2 separate regions of the Homo sapiens genome follow, and region 1 is linked to region 2. The links are chromatin loops, found by intact Hi-C in ENCODE. Cell type or tissue: heart right ventricle. All regions are shown on one strand.

Evidence for each region. Peaks named below come from ENCODE experiments on the same cell type or tissue, not always from the same donor. Only the 100,000 strongest peaks of a DNase experiment are listed, where the experiment ranks them.
Region 1: it touches region 2 in a loop (3-fold over the local background); 15 of 110 quality-filtered maps call a loop at or near these places.

The regions. Positions count from the first base shown.
Region 1 is chr10:103,595,052-103,603,051 of GRCh38, reverse strand. It overlaps SH3PXD2A (SH3 and PX domains 2A), which reads left to right. Exons shown (of 15, transcript NM_001394015.1): 15 at 1-8,000. The coding sequence ends at 1,236. Among named protein-coding and RNA genes, the nearest start is that of NEURL1-AS1, 82 kb to the right of the region's middle. RefSeq lists an enhancer at 3,906-4,200. In heart right ventricle, a CTCF peak has its summit at 4,086 (motif pointing left); a DNase peak (open chromatin) is centred at 4,078; H3K27ac peaks cover 1,219 bases.
Region 2 is chr10:103,885,174-103,893,173 of GRCh38, reverse strand. STN1 (STN1 subunit of CST complex) reads left to right here. Exons shown (of 10, transcript NM_024928.5): 8 at 922-1,044; 9 at 4,030-4,102. Among named protein-coding and RNA genes, the nearest start is that of STN1, 29 kb to the left of the region's middle. In heart right ventricle, CTCF peaks have their summits at 4,473 and 4,675; a DNase peak (open chromatin) is centred at 4,943; H3K27ac peaks cover 7,486 bases.

The DNA.
Region 1 (8,000 bases), 290 kb after region 2:
GCTTCGGACGCAGGCATCCGCGGCACTCCCAAGGTCAGGGCAAAGAAGGATGCTGATGCGAACGCTGGGCTGACCTCCTGTCCCCGGGCCAAGCCATCGGTCCGGCCCAAGCCATTCCTAAACCGAGCAGAGTCGCAGAGCCAAGAGAAGATGGACATCAGCACTTTACGGCGCCAGCTGAGACCCACAGGCCAGCTCCGTGGAGGGCTCAAGGGCTCCAAGAGTGAGGATTCGGAGCTGCCCCCGCAGACGGCCTCCGAGGCTCCCAGTGAGGGGTCTAGGAGAAGCTCATCCGACCTCATCACCCTCCCAGCCACCACTCCCCCATGTCCCACCAAGAAGGAATGGGAAGGGCCAGCCACCTCGTACATGACATGCAGCGCCTACCAGAAGGTCCAGGACTCGGAGATCAGCTTCCCCGCGGGCGTGGAGGTGCAGGTGCTGGAGAAGCAGGAGAGCGGGTGGTGGTATGTGAGGTTTGGGGAGCTGGAGGGCTGGGCCCCTTCCCACTATTTGGTGCTGGATGAGAACGAGCAACCTGACCCCTCTGGCAAAGAGCTGGACACAGTGCCCGCCAAGGGCAGGCAGAACGAAGGCAAATCAGACAGCCTGGAGAAGATCGAGAGGCGCGTCCAAGCACTGAACACCGTCAACCAGAGCAAGAAGGCCACGCCCCCCATCCCCTCCAAACCTCCCGGGGGCTTCGGCAAGACCTCAGGCACTCCAGCGGTGAAGATGAGGAACGGAGTGCGGCAGGTGGCGGTCAGGCCCCAGTCGGTGTTTGTGTCCCCGCCACCCAAGGACAACAACCTGTCCTGCGCCCTGCGGAGGAATGAGTCACTCACGGCCACTGATGGCCTCCGAGGCGTCCGACGGAACTCCTCCTTTAGCACTGCTCGCTCCGCTGCCGCCGAGGCCAAGGGCCGCCTGGCCGAACGGGCTGCCAGCCAGGGTTCAGACTCACCCCTACTGCCCGCCCAGCGCAACAGCATACCCGTGTCCCCTGTGCGCCCCAAGCCCATCGAGAAGTCTCAGTTCATCCACAATAACCTCAAAGATGTGTACGTCTCTATCGCAGACTACGAGGGGGATGAGGAGACAGCAGGCTTCCAGGAGGGGGTGTCCATGGAGGTTCTGGAGAGGAACCCTAATGGCTGGTGGTACTGCCAGATCCTGGATGGTGTGAAGCCCTTCAAAGGCTGGGTGCCTTCCAACTACCTTGAGAAAAAGAACTAGCAGAGGGCCTGGGCTCTTCCAGCCTCAGTGTGCCTCTCTGGCCGCCCACTGGATGAGCGGTGAGACGAACAAAAGGGAAAGGAAAAAATGGGGGTGGGGGGTGGGGGGTGGACAACATTCAACACTGCAGAATGGGTGACCTCAAAGATGCCCCCTGTCCAAGCCATCCCACAGCTGGAAGGTAGGGGATGGGGGTGCCCACACTGAGTGAGGAAGGGAATGGACCAGGGAGTCCCAGGCCTGGGACCCAGAGCCAAGAAAGCTGAGATATCCTGTGCACCATAGGGACTTCACCAATGGATTACATGCCATCTGGGACAGGCCATGTGGGAGACCCCAGTTGTGCCTTTGCTACAGATCTGGAAAAGACAAGGTCATGGGGGCCTCCAGTGTCCTGCCCCTGCTTGGCCCAGTTTTGATTGCTGGCATCTTGCCACCCCAGGTATCCCTGGTATTGTCCTAAGCTGTATTTGTGAATTGTGCTGGTTTCCTGGGCATTGCCACGCCTACCACAGGTGGGTACATTAGAAGCCACCACTGGCTTTCAGGCTTGGGGGTGTCTTCTGAGCTCAAGCCTGCTTCTGGGCCAGGCCATTGTCACTGTTAGTTGAAGAAAAAGCAGTTCCCAGGTGCCAGCAAAGACCATCTTTCATAACTGTCACTGTCTTGGCCTTGAGAAGAGAGCCCGCTCTCCGTGGGGCACCCCATGGAGGACACAGTACCAGAGTTTACAGAGAGGGTGGGCGAAGCCACCGGTCTCTTCCTAATCTGCACAGACTATTTTGGGTATTTCTGGGCGGGCAGTTCCTTTGCATGTTTCGGGAGAGGTTTGTTGATTTGGGGCTTATATGTCAGGCCTTTGGTTTGCGTCTTATTTTAGGGGTTGTTTGGGGGCCTGGGTGGTCGGCCTCACATGGGAAGGGGATGGGTAGTGGATGGGGTTTCTGTTGTATCTTGTGGGCGGGTGATTTTGCTTTTGTTTTTGTTTCACATTCTTCCCCCTCCACAAGCCAAAGTCGTTTCATTTGGTTTCCACTGTGTGGACTGTGCTGGAGCTTGGCGCCTGCCAGAAAAATTTGGGGCTAGGCAAGCCCCAGGTTGCAGACATGGTGAAGCAGAGAAACTGTTCTTCTGGTTCCTGCACAACCTCAGAGGGGCAAAAACCCTCCCCAGGAAGGAGGAGGGTGTTCAGGAGCCAGACTTTTGGAGAGAAGGCAGCTCCCAGCCTGCTGGGTGACCGCCATTCTGCGTGTGTTCCCCAGCTGGGCAGGGCTGGAAGCCTTACGTATGAAGCATGGAGAAGCAGCCATTGTCCCCACTATGGGCAGAGGGGGGACCCGGCTGGCCCCTTGGGTCAGACTGGAGCCAACACCGCCAGCCACCCCCTCTGGCCTGCTGGCAATGCCACAGGTGCCCAAGAAGATGGAGGATCCCTGTGCCAGGAGCCAACCTGGTCTTCCCGAGGGTCAGTGCCCCAGTGAAGACAGAAGCGAGAGAATAAAGTTCCCTGTAGGTCCTCTGTCACCTTTGGGTTGTGTTTTTCAATTGTTGACATTTCAGAGGGGACCCTCCAGAAGCCCAGCCGGCTTCCCCCAAGGACTCCCCCTTCGCTGGGAGTGGATTTCCACACGTGCCTTTGATTTCGGACAGATTGGGCCTCACAGCCACCGATTCAGCTGCCAGGGTCCCTGGACTGGGGGTTGGTGTTTTCTATAGAGGAGGAAAGGCCCTCCCTCACCCTGCTCCCCACCCAGGCAGGGCAGCATGGGACCCAGTGTCTCAGTGCCTTCAAAACCCACCCCCACCCCTACCCTACCCCACCACACCCCATCCCAGAGGCCTTGCCTGGGCAACCCTAAGCCCCTGTCCCTCGCCATACACTGATGCCTGGCAGCTAGAGCAAATGGCTCGTGTTCTTTGTCGAAGGCCTGTGGTGAGATTGTTTTGTTTCCTTTTGTTTTGTGAGTTTGTTTAAAATTGAAATTAGTTATTTTCTTCTGCTGGACAGTATTAAATAGAGCAGGATGTTGAGTTAATCTGCTAGATTGCAGTACTAATGGTAGTGGTTTAGTGTCTTCATGTTAATATTATTTGTACTTATTTGAACAATAATGATAAAGAAGTGGTTCATTATTTTTTAATTAATGCACTTTAAATAAGGTAGAATGGAAAAAACCCAGAGAGCAAAGTGCATTACTTAAAGATGCAGTATATACTTTTCTCATTTTTAAACAGCACATATTTATTAAGAGAAAAAAAGTAATTTATGACTATTTAAAATAAAATTTAAAAGTAGAGTGACTGTCAGGTAAAGAACCTTCAATGTAGCTATCTTCCAGGGGGAGGGCCCTGCAGCCTCGCTCCTCAGATGTCTGCACTGAGCCAGTTCAGTCACTAGTGCGCCAGCCAGGCCAGGAGGGAGTGCAGAGCATGTCTGCCAAGCACAGAGCATCTCAGTTGGACTGGACCACAGTGCTCCCGAGAGCCTGCCTTTCCTGCCCTTCCCCACCACCTGCACTGCCCCCCACATTCTCCCAGCCCCCCCCAAGGACCCCCTCTCCTTGACCCCCAGTGCTGTAAGTAATAGAGTCATTAAAATGCAGGACTGAAAGAGACCTCAGAGGTCTCTATCCCATCCCTTCCTGTTACTGCGGCCCAAGGACAGGAAACAACTTTTCCAAAATCCCACAGCTAGTTAATGACAGATCTCCCCACTACATTAATCCCGTGCTCCTCCTCACTGCCATTATAGTTTATTGTGTGGTCATGTTTACATTGTGACATCCAGCCCCAAGGATGGCTGGGAGTTGCTCAGGCATCCAGGAAAAGTGGGGAATGCTGCCATCTGGTGACAGCATGTAGATTTGGGCAGTGAACAGGGATTGCCATGCCCCAGTCTTCGCACCTCGCCCCCTCACCCCCTAACTCACAGCACAAACCCTGCAAACCCAAAGAGAATATTAATACTTGAAGCAAGAAGGGTGCATGCCAGTCCTTCTCCGACATGGCCAGGGGGTACCAGGCCTTGTGCGCCTGGCCTCCTAGCCCTAGCCAGGGCGAGAGGGCCTTTCCCTTGAGCTACTGAGCTGCTTTGTGATGCTGAAGGATACTGCCGGCAGCAGGCAGAGGAGGGAGGGGGCCTAGGGCTCTGACCCATCTGGAGGAAAACCAGATCGGACTAAAAAAGGAAAAAGAAAAACAAAATCTCCGCAGTGTCCAAACCTAGTTTCCCATGAGTTGCGACTGAAAATGTGAAACGACACTGTATTGCTGTATACTGCAACTTTAACCATAATGAGCCCTTCTGAGGTCATTATTGAGGTTCATATAATGCCCGAAGATGCAGCATTTGGTGCTTTGTTTTCCTTTCCGTTTCAAGACCTTTTTCTTTTATTGCAAGGGGAAAAAAATGTCATCTCCCCCCACCTCATCCCTCTTTGTGACAGCAGACCTGGCTGTGTTGCCCCTCTCCTCCTCACTATTCTCACCAGGCCATGGGACTTTGGGGGCAGTGAGAGAGAGCTGGAAAGGGGCAACCCTGAGCAGCAGGTGTGCCCCATGCCCTGTGGGTTTCCCCTATGTCCAATGACTGTAGACGGGCTGTCTTGCCAGGCCTCAGCCCCGTCTACCCTAAGCCTGGCCCCAAAGGTTTCTCTTTCTTCCTCCTTGATTTTCCATCTTGACGAAGGCATTATATAGAATCATTTTAATCACTTTCAGATGTTAGAGCAGCGTATTTTACAGGCATTTATATCCATTGCTTTCCTCAGCAAGGCATGTTACTACTTTTATCATCTAAGGAAAAAAGACAAGGGAATTCCAGTCAGGCATTATTTTCCTATTACTAGTGTTTGCAGAATAGGTGTAGGACTATTTAAGTTTAGACCTTGGTTTGGTAGTTCTTGTTTTTAATAAGGGGAAAAAGATAAAATAACCCCTATTTTTCCTGTTATTGTATTTAACTAATATATTATTTCTTTAAGGTTACTCACTTCCCCTACCCCTCCAAATACCTTGCATTCTCAATCAAAAATGGAAACAATCTGAGAGACAGGAAAAGTGCAATATTACCAAGATGGATGCCAGGGCTCATTGGGGACAATGGAGGGAATACCAGTGGCGCTCAGAGAGCAAGAGGCAGGGAGCGGGGTGCTGAAGGAATCCTAGCTGTGGAACAGGTGGGTGGGTTGGTGGAGTTTGATCTTGTGGCGTTCTCCTCTCCCCCTTCTTTGGGAAGATGATAGGGGTCCCTGCCAGATCCACCCAGAAGAAAGGGATTCAGGCATGGGGCCCTTGACCTCTAGGCCCCAGTCCCTGGAGCAGAGGCAGGCCCTCGGGAGCTGTTCCTTGTTTTGATTTCTGTTGTGGTGCAGCCAGCTGCTCAGAGAGACCTGGCCTAAAAATGACTCCCAGCAGCCCTCTCTCACCCCAGTGTCCTGATATTTGGGCTGTGATCCTTCTGGTGTATGTTTGAATCTTTCTAAAACTGGGTGCCCTCAGTTCAGTTTCTAGGCAGGAAGCCTAGAAGTCACCAGATCTTTTTGGGGGATGTGAGAACCTTGAGCCGCGCACACCCTGGTGAGACACCAATTCCCACAAGCCTGCAGCAGGGCCTGGGGCTGAGCCTGGGCTGCCCATTCATCTCAGCGACTTCAGCCTGAGAAGTGAGCCCTGCCTGGGCTCCACACCCAGAGAGTCCATACAAATTCTGCTCCGGGAAGAGTCGGGGGGTCTATTCAAGTTTCTCTGCAGACAAAACTTCCCACAACAGGTACCAATCTGGCCTCCTTCCTCAGCACCGGTAGAGAAAGCAACAGAATGGGAAGTTTCCTCTGGGTTGGAGCCTCAGAGCTCTGCCCCTCAAGGTGACAGGGACGTCCCTGTGGCTTGTTCCCTCCACCTCCAGTACTGTATGCTTGCTACTTCAACCCCCTATTTGGTGAATTTCTGCACAGACACAGATCTCTGTGCCTGGAATGGGACTGTGCCCTGTGCGGGTCTCTCCCTTGGCGTATATCCATCTAGATATTTAGTCTTTGAGAATCTCAAAGCAGAGCTCTCTGGGAAGAGAACTGTCCACATTGCTAAATAATTAAGATTCCCTCACTTTTTTGAGGGCCATGTGTTGTGAGAGAGAGAGAGAGAGAGAGAGTGTGTGTGTGTGTGTGTGTGTGTGTGTGTCTGTGTATGCAAGTGTTGGTAACTTCCCACTTGAACTAAATAACATGGGGTTAGAGAAAAAAAAATACCAGGCAAGCTGTCTCCATTGAACAAGTCCTTGGCAATGGGCAGGTCCCAAGGGACTCACAGCTTCTGGCAGCAAGTGTGTCATTCACACACATCATTCTGGCTGGAGAGTGCAATGTGTCATTTTTTTTTCTTTTTGTAATTATTTTATTAAGTATTTAGTTGGAAATTTCACACTGGCATTAACAGGTCTAGCATAAGTGGCCTAGGCAGTCATCCCAGGCTCCAAAATGAAGATGTGCAAAAGAGATGCCACTGGGAATAGAAACACTGAGTTGGTTCAGTTAGGTCATCCCCTGCAGACGTGTCATCGAGCAGGCTGACTCCCACCCCTCAGCCATGCCATGGGTATGAGAAGCCCCTTATAATGAAAGCTGCCAGCCCTTTCGTCCTTGTTTCAGAGGGTGGGTCAGGTGGTTGGGGTGAGAACTTGCTCACGGTGCACCCAACAAGACCTGCAGGTGCATATAAGTTTAGTCCCAACTGCAGGGCCAGACCAAACACTTCCTGGGAAGTGTGTGGAGGGCTGTGCTAGACCTTCCTGAGTTTCTGGCTAAATCATCAGCCCTGTTTGGTGCAGTCTCATGTCTCTGTGGTTCCCAAGCTGCATGATCAGAGCCAGTGAGAAGACAGGATCAGTGACCCACAGCTTTGGGGAAAAACAGCCCCACTGTTAACTTCCCTCCTGCAAACCTGGGTCCCCAGGCCATAAGGTGGGCACACTGGTGCTTACAGACTGGGTGGAGAGCCCTACCTTCCAAGGTCTTGATCCCAGCCTGCCTATAAGGTTGGGATTAGCATGCAATCCCCCTTCCCCAATCCTGTCTTTTTAAAATCTCAAGTTTGCACTTAACCTTGACAACAGCACCCTCTCCTACTCCAGTCCTAGAACTCAGTGGCCTTAGAGAATGGGGTCCCCTGCACTGAAGGTCCCCGCCTTGCTCCCAGTTCCATCCTGGCCAATAGGCTGCGCCTCAAGAGGTGAAAGAGAAAAAAGGGAGGGAGGGAGGAAGAATTATTTAGAACAAAAGGATGGCTCGAGCACGTTAGAGGCAAGTGAGAGGCACGTTGGTGAGAAGAGCATGTGCATGTTTGGGGTAGCTGGGGCCTACTGTCCCTTCATTAGGGAAGGAGGCTTCCAGAAGCGGATGTCTTCTAGAAAGAAAAATTGTGTGAAGGCTGAAAAGGGGCTTGGAGTTTTGTCTTTGTTGATTAGAAAGAAGGAAGAAGTCAGCTCTGAGTGTTTCAGGAAGAAGAGAGCAGGTAGAAAGGGAATTTAGTGATTTAACACCCAAGGGTCCAGCCATAGCAGGTTGGAAAATCCTCCAAATTTGGCCACAGAAACTGGCTAGGAAAAAACTGCCACTCATTGGGCCACACGCTGGGTCCCCATCAGTTCTCAATGAATGGTCATTGATTTACTTAGCAGAGAGAAGTCACCAGCCACAAACCAATCTTTGAGTTTGCAGGCCCTGATTCCAGAATATATGCATCCAGCTCCCGGGTTCTCAGCTGGT
Region 2 (8,000 bases):
GTACTTTGAAGAGCAATTGTTGTTCGCCCTTTTCTTTGTTTTAGGAAGGAGTGGAAAATCCCCAATGGAATAATAAGAAGAATACACACACTCTAATGTGTATTTGTTTCCATTCATCTCACAGATACTTTATCAGTCACCTAACGTGTGCTAGGGAGGAGGTGGCCAAGATGAAACAAAGTCCCTGACTCAAGAAGCATCCCATCTGGTCAAGCATGGGGGGACATAGCTGATAGCCTAGCTTCCTCGGGGATAAGAAGCAGGATGACCTGGATGACCCTCCCCAGGCAAACGTGTCTCCAGAGAAGTGAAGAGACACTGAAAGTGAGGGGGAGAGCTGACAGCAGCAGAGGTCCCTTCTAGGTGGGGACTGTGCTTCACCAGGACTGCTGTCTACCTTCAGCCTTGTGGACTCCCCTTGGTGGATCTCTGCACAGCCTCTGTTGTCCTCCATTTAAAATAATGAGGCTATTTAATACTTCATGCTGGAATCCCCAAATTATTCCAACATACAAAAAATCTTTGAAGTCCCTAGGAAGAGATTGTATACAGCCTCAATTTTAATGGAAAAGGGGGCTAATATATATATACAGTGTTTTGGTTTTGTATAAAAAATAAGTCAAAGATTGTCCAACAGTGAGGGTAGCTTTTTTTATTCTGCACTATGGAGTGTTGAGTTCATTAAAAAAAAAAAAATCACAACTAAGGTAGGGAACAGTTATGAAAGGTGACCTGCCGGGGCACACTTCTCAGTCCTCCTTAAATACCATCCTGCTAGGCCGGTACATACCAGGATCTTTTTGACTCAGCAGTTAAAAGGCCTGTTGGACAAATTCATGAACCAGTTGGTCTAGGAGTTGTTCTCAGGTGCCGTAAGGTGAGACTTATTTCTTTTCTTTTTTCTTTTTCCTCTCTTTACAGGTGAATTTTAAGAAGGACACCACTTCCAAGGCAATTCATAGTATATTTAAGAATGCTATACAACTGCTGCAGGAAAAAGGACTTGTTTTCCAGAAAGATGATGGTTTTGATAACCTATACTATGTAAGACACTTGCAACTTAACTTTTTTTCTTTGTAGCTTCAATTACAAATATATTTATTACTTATGAATAACCACTTAATTATTCTTAAAAATCATTAAGGAGGTACATAAAATCAGAAGTGAAAGTTGGCCCTTATCCTTCCCCGAGGTATCTCTTTTAATAATACAGTTGACCCATGAACCACACAAGTTTGAATTGCATGGGTCTACTTATATGCAGACTTTTTCAACCAAATGCAGATGGAAAGTACAGTATTTGCAGATGTGAAACCCACATATGAGGGCTAACTTTTTGTACATGCAGGTTTCACAGAGCCAACTTCAGGACTTGAGTGTGTGTGGATTTTGGTATACCTGAGGGTCCTGGAACTGATCCACTGAGTATACCGAGAGATAACTGTATATCCTTCTAGACATTTATCTGTACATTTACAGATGCATACATATACAAATGTGCTCCTGTGGCTTTTTCATTGTTTCCAATCCCTGACTTATGCAAGAACCTTTTTGCTTTATAAAAAATGTGATCATCTTCTAAATTGACACTTCTCAATCTGAACACTATTTGGGGTAGGTGATCGATTGCCATGGGAACTATCCTGTGCATTGCAGGATATTTAGCAGCATGCCTGACCTTCACCTACTAGAGACCAGGAGCAACACCCCAACTGTGGCAACCAAAAATGTCCCTGGACATTGCCGGGTATCTCCTGGGACCATTGAGACTTGCTACTCTAAATAATGCTCTGTACCTTTTTTGGTACCAAGATAACACATGACAGGCACCTTTCCACATTAGTAGTTATAAATCTACCTCGTTCTTTTTAACATCCTCAGGGTATTCCATACTATGGGTACCTGTTGTGTATTTTTTAGACATTCCTTTTTGATGGGTACTTAGGGTATTTCTAACTTTTGCTGTCACAAATGGTGTTGCTGTGGCTATTTTTGCACAACTATATTTGTGAACTCATGTCAGTATTTCTGTAAGATTGACTCTTAAAAGAAGAGCTGCTGGAGCAGAGGGCATGGCCATTTAAGCTTTTGGTCAACACAGTGTGATGGGCCTGCCTGAAGGCTGTACCAGTTGACTCCCAGCAGAAGTGTAGGTGCTTGTTTGCCTCACTCTTTCAAGTTAAAAGTTCACCTTTTGCTGCATACCTTTAATATTGGGAGGAGCTAAGGTGGAAATGGGCCTTCTCAGGACCACTGACATCAGTGGGTGTGGACTCCGTTATGTGCAGCTCTCCCAGAGACTGATCAAATTCTGTGGTATTCCAGAAGTCTCACTATTCACAGGCAAGATTCCTGACGGGGAGCTTTTCTTAATATGACATTTCCTGATGTTGATTTACCCTAGTGACTCCCCTCTTTAGAGAGATTTTAGAAATTACAATACCATTTAAATAACTTTTGAAGCAGGTATCCCAGTCTACATAAGGGCGAGTGCCTCCCACACCGTCCCAGGATGGGAGTCCTGGCATGGGAAGGCCGGGTGGGAGTTGGTTGCTTCCTGGAAGTTGGAGAAGCTATGGGGGCAGCTCACCTTGAGCCCTGCTCTGGGACACACCTTTCCTCCCAGGCCTTTAGAGAGCAGCCCTTCCTGAGGAGCAGCAGTCCAGGGCAAGGCGTGGTGGGGCTGGGTACTTCCTCCTGTGAATCATTGTGATCAAGCACAAATAGATCTCTTGTCGCCATCTCTGACTTCATCTCTCCACTGCTTTGTAGTCACCTTTCTCCTGAAGCCCTGCCTCAGGGAAATGGTTAAAATAAGTCAACACTTCTGTTTGCCTAGTGCTTTCCTAGGTTCAGCAGCTCTCACACATGACCTTGTTTAATCTTCGTCATAACCTTGTGAGCTGAGAGAAGGCAGGTGTTCTCAAGATGCCCCCTCCAGTAAGGCAGGTCAGACAGGCATTCTTGGGCTGTCTTTAAGGAGGAAACTTACAGCTATTTGTTTGCATGCCTATTTTCTTTCTTCCTTTCTTCCTCTCTCTTTTTCTGTTTCTTTTTTTTCTTTCTCTTTCTCTCTTTTTTTGTTACTAGATTCACTGTGGAACATGAAGGTGAAACCTGTTGTGTGCTGCTTCCCTCTTAATCTGAGCTGGTTAAAAAAGACTAAGTTGGCCAGGTGCGGTGGCTCACGCCTATAATCCCAGCACTTTGGGAGGCCAAGTCGGGTGGAATCACTTGAGGTCAGGCATTCGAGACCAGCCTGGTCAACATGGTGAAACCCTCATCTCTACTAAAAATACAAAAATTAGCTGGACGTGGTGGTGCACGCTTGTAATCCCAGCTACTCGGGAGGCTGAGGCGGGAGAATCACTTGAACCTGGGAGGCGGAGGTTGCAGTGAGCTAAGATCGTGCCACTGCACTCCAGCCTGGGCGATAAGAGTGAGATTCCGTCTCAAAAAAAAAAAAAAAAAAAAAAAAGGAAAAAGAAAAAGACTAAGTTATGTCTACCTTTGAGAGCAGAATGTGTTTCAGTGGATAGGCTAGCTTTACTCTCATGCTAGCCTGTCCTTGCAGGGTTTTTTTTTTTTTTTTCTCCTTTTATTTTTCCTTGTGGTTGGGAGAAGCAAGAAAACTGATGCAACACAAGACAGGTGTCAGGGCCCAGAAGAAGGAGTCATGGGGTGGAGATTGGAGGCCTTGATCACTGTGCCTCGCTCAAAACTATAACAACAAATAACAAAAATGTGTTATGAGTGTTGAAGAAGAAAGTTGTCCCTTAAAAGTATGCAATTCCAGCTTTTTTTTTGTTTTAACCTCATTGCCCCAATGAACCAACTCCCAAGGACGTGTCCTCTGGGCAGAACTGGTTTGACACTAGGCCAAGTATCAAACACCACATTAATGGTGTAGGGAAGATGATTATTATGTAATCTTTAGAAACTATCCTGAATACTAATTTGGAAGTCTGGATGACACAACTGCTGTGTTACCTAAGAACACTCTCTCTCTCAACTATTTTTCCTATTTAGGTAACCAGAGAAGACAAAGACCTGCACAGAAAGATCCACCGGATCATTCAGCAGGACTGCCAGAAACCAAATCGTAAGTGGTATAATGTACAAGTGATGCCCTGGTGCCCTGGAAGGGGATACTGTCTCCCGGGGAGCACTGGATGGAGAGTCAGGAGACCCGGGACTTTTCCCAGTAGTGACTTGGAAAGGTGATAGTCAAAGTACCTGCCCTCCCTGAGCCTCCATCTCCTCTCTAAAGGAGTGTTGGGCTAGCACAGTTGTTGTGATCTTGGCTGTACATAAGATTCAACCTTGGAGCCCTCTGAACATTCAGAGCCCAGATTCTACCCTGGGGATTTTGTTTCCATAGAGGATGAGGTGGGGGCTAGACAAGGAATTCTGATACAGTGAGGTCACCACACTAGGACGTTTTGATGTCATTCTGCTTCTCATGTTCTCTCTGATTTGTGTTATTTCCTATTTCATGCTTGCCCCCCTTCTTTGAACACAAACCTGACATTTCCCTCTATTCTAACATCAAAGCCTTTCAGTGTTGGAAGGGATGGTTCTAGACATGACTGTTTATGAACGGTGTAATTCAGTCATCTTGGAAACTGTTAATTTGCAAAAGACATGGTTTAGAAAATAGTTTTGGTAGAGTTAGTTCAGCCCCTAGTGGTTAGACACTGAAACTGTAGCTACTCTGACAAGGAACAATACCATTTCCACACTAGTTAGAGAAGGAAGCATTAGTCTATCTTTAAATCCTATGTAAACTGACCGGTCTTAAAGGCGACTTTTCAAAGTCTAGCTTTTGCAAACACATACTATAATAAGAAGTGTTGGAAAAGTTTGTTAATGACCCCAGGTCCCTGATCTGCCAGTGAACTCCACCTCCAGTCCTTCGGCCCATACATCCCTGGGGCCTGGACCTGTGCCAGGTTGAGTCAGTGGGTGAAGCTGGGCCAGGTTTCCAGCACTGGTGTTTATGGTAGACAGCCCTAGTTAGCCTTTAAGAAACCATGAGGTCGGATCCCAGAGTGGTGTGACAGCAGCTCTTAAAATAAACTCAAAGCAATATATTATTTCAGTGCAAGTGAATGGACTTTGTTCACTTCATTCAGAACAATAAAAGCAAATATCCTTTAGTTGAGGGAAAAGCCCATCTGTCCACAATTGAAGGAGCTTTTGAGAGCAGTGCAATGTGGGATTCCTCAGCCAAGAAGGGATGAGAAGATGCTCCCAAGATAACATCTCTGCAGTCACCCTATTCGCAGGCCTCCTGGCCAGGTTCTTATTTTCATCTGCATTAGGAATAGAATGGATTGAACCCTAGGGCTAGTAAAGCACATGAAAAGAATTCACATTTCATTTGGACTTGGCTCTCTGAAGTGTCCTGAAAGTAGCAGGTTTAACATCTACATCTACCCACAGCTCATCAAGTGGACAGGCCCTGCCACTCAGTCTGTGAATGGGAGCCTCTAAAAGCCACTAGCCAATCACCTGGCACTACTACACTCCCAGGAGCTGAATTCTGAAGCCTGAGCTACTGAGAATGCTGATAAAAGATGTTATAAGGACTGTGTTGGAACCTGCTGTGACCACCCCGCTTCATAATGTTATAACATAGCAATTCAGAATAGTAACGTATGCCCCTCATGAAAAGCCAAGCAGTGCAAAAATCCACTCCAAAAAGCCAGACTCCCTCCCAGCACTGAGCCCCAGCTTCTGTGTTCCCCTCTCCAAAGGCAGTGGTTGTTATTAGTTACTTGCATATCCTGTTGGATATGTGTTTTCTATCAGGGATAAACTATACAGATATGCACTTACAAACATATCATATTATTTATCCTTGACAGAAAACACAAGTGAAGTTTAGCCGACGATATACATTGTCCTACACCTTGTATTTTAGATCTAACATTGCCTTCTAGAGGTCAACAGTACACATGAAAGTGCCTACGTCTTTTCATTAGCTGGACAGCATGCTGTTACATGTATAGGTAAATATCCGACCCTCAGTCTAACCATACCTACTGGGCCTTTAGTTCCTTTCTAGCCTTTCAAACAGAATATAGCCTGGAGTTTTTCCTTGTCAGGATGATTGGTAGAAGGACTTGAAGTCATTTATGAGTGTCTCACAAAGGCTAACCCTTCAATAATGAAAGGACTATGAACATCAAGCCTGTCTTAGGTCCCTGAAGGATTGATACTTGTTCTCTGAAGATGGGCAATGTGGCGGCATTGTGAGGAGCTGTGCTCTGGAGCCACCTTGCCTAGGTTTGAATCCCGGCTTTGCCACTTGCTAGCTGTGTAATGTTGGGCAAGTGCCTTGGGTTCTTTAAATGCAAAGTGGGGATAATAATAGTACCTACAAGATGGGTTTTTATAAGAAGTAAATGAATTGGCATTTAGAAAGTTAGAAGAGTACTCAGTGCATAATTATGATCCAAAAAGTATTAAATAAAAATGAAGTTCTCTTTCCTAATGGCACAAGTGGTAACCCCTAATTCTCTAGCCTGCAGGCCTGAAGGCTCACCCTCTACTTGGTTTAATATTGATCTGGAAGGAGGCAGTTTCAGATAGAATCTGTATGTGGATTTTGCTGTATTATTGTTGGAGTAAAGTTGACAAAATCTGGATTTTGGCTTTCAGTATGGGTACAACAATGGCAAATTATCCAAAAGAGCTCTATGTTGAACATGTCTTTTTATCTCTAACTTTTTACTCTGAAAATATTCCAATTTATCAAAAAAAAAAAAATTAAAAGACTGGTACAATAAACACCGATATACCCTTCACCTAGATTGACTAAAAACTTCAGTTTGTATTTGCTAAGCATGCAGAAATTCTCCTATTTGATCACCAAATCATTTCACACCGAAGAAAATTAACATTTGATGAGTTCCAAAATGGCAGCCTTTCACTAAATGTTACTTTATACCATTAGCTTTTCAAAAATCTCCCATGTATTTAGCTCAGGTTCATTTTTTACTATCCCAGAGCTGGAGAGAACTGCTGCTTTTGGTAGAAACTGAGTACCATATAACACTACTTATACTGGAGGATTTTTTTTTTAAACTTAAGACAAACTTTTAAAAAAGACTTAAAGAAGTTTAACCTTTTGTAGTTATAGTAGTAGGTTATATCTGAAATGTATCTTTATGTCATTTGGGTCTCTAGAACATTAGCCTTTGTGGTTTCTGGTGGAGGTATGATGGGGTATAGTATGAATCAGGCTACATGTGAAAGTTCTTGGGAAAATATAAGGCGCAGTTATCACCGCTCATAGTGATCCGTCATAAGATAACTATGTCTGCCAGGCAAACACTTTTCAGAAAAGTCTGCTTCGGCTTGTGGGTTTGTTCCAGAAGAGTCGAATTATGTAATTGTACTAACCCCTGGGGAGCTCCTTGCTGGCCTTTCCTACTTTTACTGTTTTATAATAATTTCTCACTTAGAGAAGAATCTAAGGCCAGGCACAGTGGCTCACTCCCATAATCCCAATGCTTGGGAGGATTGCTTAGGCCAGGAGTTCGAGACCAGCCTGGGCAACATAGCAAGACCCTGTCTCTACAAAAAATAAAAATTAAAAATAGAGAGGAGTCTAAGTTCACATTACCGAAGTGACTGGAGATCACTTTTGAACAGCCTCACCAGATAACCCTCAGCAGAACAGCCTTTCTGACTAAATAGTTGAAGGCCTCTGAGACAGTCAGCATCACTGCTTTGGGCCCCATGGATGCCTGTAAGTCACCTTGAGCCCTGGGTCCAAGCATCCAGGCCTTGCAGAAACTAAAAGCTGAGCAGCACTAAATTCCCTCTGCTCCTCCCTACCGTGTGCAGGTCTGTGTGGTTGGAGCCCCTCACCCTCCATCATCAAACCTATCCTTGCTTGCTGGTCAGCTCTTCCTCCTTGAGAGGCTTTTCTTCTTGGGAAGGGATGAAGCTTTTCTAGAGCAGGAACTAAGTTACATTCATCTTCTTGG